2 separate regions of the Homo sapiens genome follow, and region 2 is linked to region 1. Evidence: chromatin loops called from intact Hi-C (ENCODE). Cell type or tissue: heart right ventricle. All regions are shown on one strand. Links, peaks and the distances in the headings refer to the core of each region. The heading gives the core; the rest is flanking DNA. Region 1 has its middle 170 kb from the start of TANK-AS1. Region 2 has its middle 20 kb from the start of LINC02478.

Region 1 (2,924 bases), core at 218-2,717:
CAAACCCTAGTCTGGTTAGAGAGTCCACACCCAGCCATGCCTACTACTGCCGCAAGTTCTAGCCTCTACCTTACTGGACTGCTAATTCTGTAGGCCTAAGTTTCTGGGGATTCCTACCTCCAGTCTAATAGATTTCTTTCTTCATTTTTTTATTATTATACTTTAAGTTTTAGGGTACATGCGTACAATGTGCAGGTTAGTTACACATGTATACATGTGCCATGCTGGTGTGCTGCACCCATTAACTCGTCATTTAGCATTAGTTATATCTTTCTTCATTTTGAAGCTCCATTTGCATCAAGGGCTTTTGGGCATGGCTCCTAAGTTTCTACATGCATCTCCATGGCCACCTTATGCTGCACACATGCCCTGGGTGACAGTGTGTCAGGCCAACCTTAGCTCTGTTCCAGTTCCCAGACTACACAAGGTCACACCAGTCGCTCAGGGACGTTAGGGCTCTCAGAGGCCTTTAATGATCATAGATACGATAGCACCCGACAGCTCTGCTGCTCAAAGGAGAACTGGGCAGGATCACATTTCAAATATTGCCTCTGTGTAATGTTCTGAGACCATTCAGAGCCCGGTTAAGAAAACACAGCGACGACTCTCCTCAGAGCTGGGGCTGTTGATTTTGTTAGGTGAGATCACTTGAGGAATATAAAATGCAAGAGAAAGAGTAGCAAAGAGGAAAAACAATAGATGAAAATATAGGGTCAAGCAAAAGTCACCAAGCAGGGGAGGAATTGCCAGACCACATCGTTCCGCTCAGCTTAAACCTAGGGTTTAAGAGCTAAAGGAATTAATCAATTTCTACTTGTTTCAATTTCCTTCCCAATTGTAAAATGTTTACCTGCACGGTGGCTTTTAATTCAGAGAGAAAGAGAGAGAGCGAGCGAGCGAGAAAGAGAAAGAGAGTGAGCAAGACAGAGAGAGAGAGTGTGTGTGTGTATGTGTGTGTGTGTATAACAAAAGTTAAACTATGACTCTGTTTTAAAAGACAGTAGCCCATATTCTCCTGCTCAGCACACACACATAAAGGTTTTGTGATCAAAGCACACAACATTTGTATGTCTAACCATTGATTTATGCTGGGCTTTTAATATTATGCAAGACTTTTTCCTTCCTTTACTCACCACCGAGTGACTGTGCTGATTCAACATTTTATAGATGCATCAATTTTCCTTTAGAAGCTGTGCCGAGAACGTGTGACTCCCTGGGCCAGTTTCTCATTGAAATCAGATGACGCAGGAAGTATCATCCACATTTCAGTGATAGGCTGCCCCCTAGTGACAATTTTCAGCTACACAGTCAACCTACAAATTTACTGCTGCAAATACCGCAGAGGTTTCTTGACACAAAGGAGAAACATCCTCCGTTGCAGAGGATGTAAAATAATAGTGTAATTTAATCCCCAGCCTATTTTCTATACATTTCAGTGTTATTAAAGTTTTCTGCGATAACTCAATATATCTCTGTTTTCAAAATACAGTCATATGCTGCATAGTGACGTTTCAGTCAACGACGGATCACATATATTTAATACAAAGATGGTCTCATACAATTACAATGGAGCTGAAAAATTCCTATCATCTAGTGGCATTGTAGCCATCATAACTTCATAGCACAATGCACTATTCACGTATTTGTGGTGGTGCTGGTGTAAACAAACCTACTTTGCCGCCAGTCATATAAAAGTGCACATATAATTATACAAACATGATACTTGATACAACTATATCATTGGTTTATGTATTTGATATACTATACTCTATCATTATTTTTTAACTTTTTAAAATTTTTATTATTTTTATTAGAGACAGGGTCTTGCTTTGTCACCTAGGCTGGAGCGCAGTGGCATAATCATAGCTCACTGCAACCTCGAAATCCTAGGCTCAAACTATACACCTGCCTCAGCCTCCCAAGTAGCTAAGACTACAGGCACACCACCATGACTGGCTTTTTTTGTGTGTGTAGAGACAAGTCTTGCTATGTTGCCCAGGCTGGTCTTGAACTTCTGGGCTCAAGGGATCCTCTCTCCTCTGTTTCCCAAAATGCTGGGATTACCGGTGTGAGTCACCATTTATCAATATAATAGAGTGTTCTCCTTCTACTCATAAAACAAGTTAACTGTAAAATAACCTTCTAGTCCTTTCAGGAGGGATTCCAGAAAAAGGCATTTTATCATAGGAGATGCTTGTTATTGCCCCTGAAGACCTTCCAATGGGCCAAGATATGGAGGTGGAAGACAGTGATATTGATGATCCTGACCTTGTATAGCCCTAGACTAATGTGTGTTTATGTCTTAGTTTTTAACACAAAAGTTTAAAAAGTAAAAAATAAAATATTCTTAAAATAGAAAAAAAGTTTAGAAAGATATAAAGAAAGGAATTTTTGCCTATAATCCCAGCACTTTGGGAGGCTGAGGCAGGCAGATAACGAGGTCAGGAGATCGAGACCATCCTGGCTAACATGGTAAAACCCTGTCTGTACTAAAAATACAAAAAAAAAAAAAATTAGCTGGGTGTTGTGGCGGGCACCTGTAGTCACAGCTACTTGGGAAGCCAAGACAGCAGAATGGCATGAACCCGGGAGGCAGAGCTTGCAGTGAGCCGAGATTGCACCACTGCACTCCAGTCTGGGAGACAGAGCGAGACTCCATCTTAAAAAAAAAAAAAAAAAAAAAAAGAGAGAGAAAGGAATTTTTATATAGCTGTAGAATGTGCTTGTGTTTCAAGCTAAGCATTATTACAAAAAAGTCAAAAAGTTTAAAAAATTAAACAGTTTATAAAGGAAAAGAGTTATAGTAAGCTAAGGTTAATTTATTATTGAAAAAAGAAAACTATTTTGTTATAAATCTAGTATCCCTACATATACTATTCAGCACACATAAAGTCTACAGTAGTAGACAGTAATGTCCTAGGCCT
Region 2 (2,924 bases), core at 140-2,639, 740 kb before region 1:
GCAGTCTAGGTGCTGTAGGTGTTAGATTGTGTTCTCCAAAGTTCTTGTGTTGGAAAGTTGATCACCATTGTAACAGCACTAAGAGGTGGGACCTTTTAGAAGGGATCAGGCCATGAGGGCTCTACCCTCGTGAATGGATTAACACCATTATCATGGGAGGGGTTCATTGTAAAAGGATAAGTTGAGCTCTCTTTTTCCTCTGTCTCACCCTGTCTTGTTCTTCCACCTTCTATCATGGGATGATGGAGCAAGAAGGCCCTCACAAGATGCTGGCCCCTGATCTTGCATTTCCCAGCCTCCAGAACTGTAAGCTGACAAATTTCTGTTCATTACAAATAACTCAGTCTGTGGTATTCTGTTATAGAAGCACAGAACAGACTAAGACGGTAGGGAATTCAAAATTTATCCTGTATATGATAGGGAACCAGTGAAAAATTTTAAACAGAAGAGAAATGCATTCTGATTTGTCATTTTGAAAGATAACCAATGGTAGAACGTTGGTGAATTGGAGGGAGGGGGATCGCCTGGAAAGTTAGTGTAGCAGTCTAGGCAAATGTGGATGAACTATAATGCCAGTGGACATGAAAGAGGAAAGGATCAATGGCAGATCCAGGTGAAGGAGGAGGACAAATAAACCTGAGGTTTCCTGCTCAGGCACTTGGTTGAAGTAACCTGATGTAGCAGAGCTGTATGTATGGGTGAGCTTTGTGTTATTAAACAAAATAATCATTTTAATATTACAATTTGACATATCTATCAACCTCCTATGGGGCTCCCCAAAGAGGTAGGATATTTCAAAGGAGAGAAGCAGTCAGGGCATAGAGTAGATAATGGTTCAGAATGGCTAAGTACAAAGCTGAATGCCAGTAGTGTGAAGGACAGTCAAGGGCCTTCTTTTGGGAACTCCAACCTAAAATAGCAGTCTGGGCTGGCCTGCCTGGATTGGCAGGCCCATGCACTGTGGCCAGGTTGGGGTGCCATGCCTGTGAGCAGGCTGGCTGGATCCCCAGATGACCTTGGCCTGTAGTTAGCTCTTATAACTACATCTTGGGTGTGGCTGATTTCCAAAGTAGCAGCAATGGCAGCTGACAGCTTTGGAAGTGTTTATTTTCTGTAAAGAAAAAATGCCCATAAGAAATACACCTCCCAAGTGGTTGTTCCTCCTGGTTTGATTAAGAGCTTCTGTGGCTGAGAATATGCCTATGGTTTTTGTAAAGCCATTAAAAAATTAATCGCTTTTTTCTTAAGTCAAAATGCCTTGAATCTCTTAGGTAATTTAGAAGAATCAGTGTAAGTTCTAACCCTGGGAAATATGTCAAAGAAATGCCTGCTTGCACGCTTTAGTTCATGAGAGTATCTTTTCCCCTTCTGCATATCACAATAAAAGTAAATTCCAATACAAGGATTCAAAGGCAGAGAAGGAACCTAACCCTAACAATCAGATTAGAAATAAATGCCCTCTTTGAGGATCTGAAGTTGGAATACAAGATTCCACTAAGTTTGAGGCTCTCTGATTAAAAATTCTTGCTGTCACCTACAGCTCACAAGGCCAAAACATCTGGTGCTAAATTTGCTTTAGTGTATGGTAAATGGGGAAAACATTGAGAGATTGCAGAAATAGGATTTTGTTTGTAAATTGAACTTTAGCTATTGTACTTCATCCAGGGAACACTAGAGGGAGTATGTCAGATAGAGGAAAAAGATTACAATGGGAATAAATGGGGAATGAAGAAAGGAGAACTCTAAAGAGGAAGGCGTTTTTGCATATCACTAAGGCACAAAATTTTCCTCAGGCAGATACCAATATTTGTATTATGACCAAGTGACTTTATATTCAAAACCCTGTATTAAAAAACTTTATGATCTTCTGAGCCTGTTCAGAATCTAAAATAGGAGAGGAAAACTATTACTCTCTGACCAGAATCTGTATTCTGTCCATTTCAGGCATTTTATGAGCCAATACAATACAGCTCTACCTGTGATTTTTTAATTTTAGAGGGTACATTATTTGGATGAATAATCTTTCACAGATATTGGATTTTTTTTTTCTTTACAGTACTAGTGGTCATACTTCCAAAAGTTCTCATGGTGAATAGTAATGATACCAGGCATTTTCAGACACTTGTAAGAATAAAATATGCTCTTCATAGATAACCTGAATTGGAAGCCCTTTTCTCTCCATTTTCTCCATAATTCTCAGGTATTAGTTCTACACTAAAACACCATTTTACAATCCAGAGATACTGAAGTTAACTGGCCCAATGTCATGCATATGTCAAAGCAAATACGAACTGATATTTATTTCCCTGTTTTAAATTTCCAGTTCCTCATTTCCTTTGTGCCTCTTGAAGATGCCAAAAAAGTTAGTGAAGACTAGAGTCTCATCACTGATTTTTTTAAAAAAAACTTTAACAATTAATTAGTACAATCAGAAACAAATATCTTAAAATCTTAACAAGAGACTGTTCAACTGGTTATTAAAATATTTTACTGAATAAACTAAGGCTTTTATGAAATACTGTCTTTAAACCATAGCAGATTTTTAAAATGCAGCTGTTAAAAGCATATGTGAATCCAAATATAAGAAAAATCACAATAAAGCATGCTAAGTTAATAAGGATCTGCTCTTTTACAAACCTTGGGGTAGGCTCACCTGGACATTAATGTCAAGAGAGTAGAAATGACATTACAAACTCCCTAAGGCAGCGTCTGTTGGAAACGATCGGTGATACTGACAAGAAACACTCAGCTCTGAAATTTGGGTTTGCATTTGTTAGCCATGCATTATCCTACTTACCTCTCAGGGTAGAACCTTTAATTTCAGAAAGTGCTGGCATGCATTACTGCACCCGTTATCAAAAGTCTTTGGCAGAAACGCCATTTATCCTTGTTGTGGTAATGAACAGATTTAAAACATTCTGGTG

Evidence for each region. A loop is a pair of places that touch in the nucleus more often than their neighbours do. Peaks named below come from ENCODE experiments on the same cell type or tissue, not always from the same donor. Only the 100,000 strongest peaks of a DNase experiment are listed, where the experiment ranks them.
Region 2: a loop joins it to region 1, with 4 times the contacts of the local background. A loop is called at or near these places in 51 of 110 quality-filtered maps.

What each region holds. Positions count from the first base shown.
Region 1 is chr2:160,993,311-160,996,234 of GRCh38, forward strand. No RefSeq gene overlaps it. Among named protein-coding and RNA genes, the nearest start is that of TANK-AS1, 170 kb to the right of the region's middle. In heart right ventricle, for the core only: CTCF peaks have their summits at 1,282 (motif pointing left) and 1,486; DNase peaks (open chromatin) are centred at 437 and 1,241; H3K27ac peaks cover 963 bases.
Region 2 is chr2:160,250,793-160,253,716 of GRCh38, forward strand. No RefSeq gene overlaps it. Among named protein-coding and RNA genes, the nearest start is that of LINC02478, 20 kb to the right of the region's middle. In heart right ventricle, for the core only: a CTCF peak has its summit at 1,669; a DNase peak (open chromatin) is centred at 992; H3K27ac peaks cover 2,500 bases.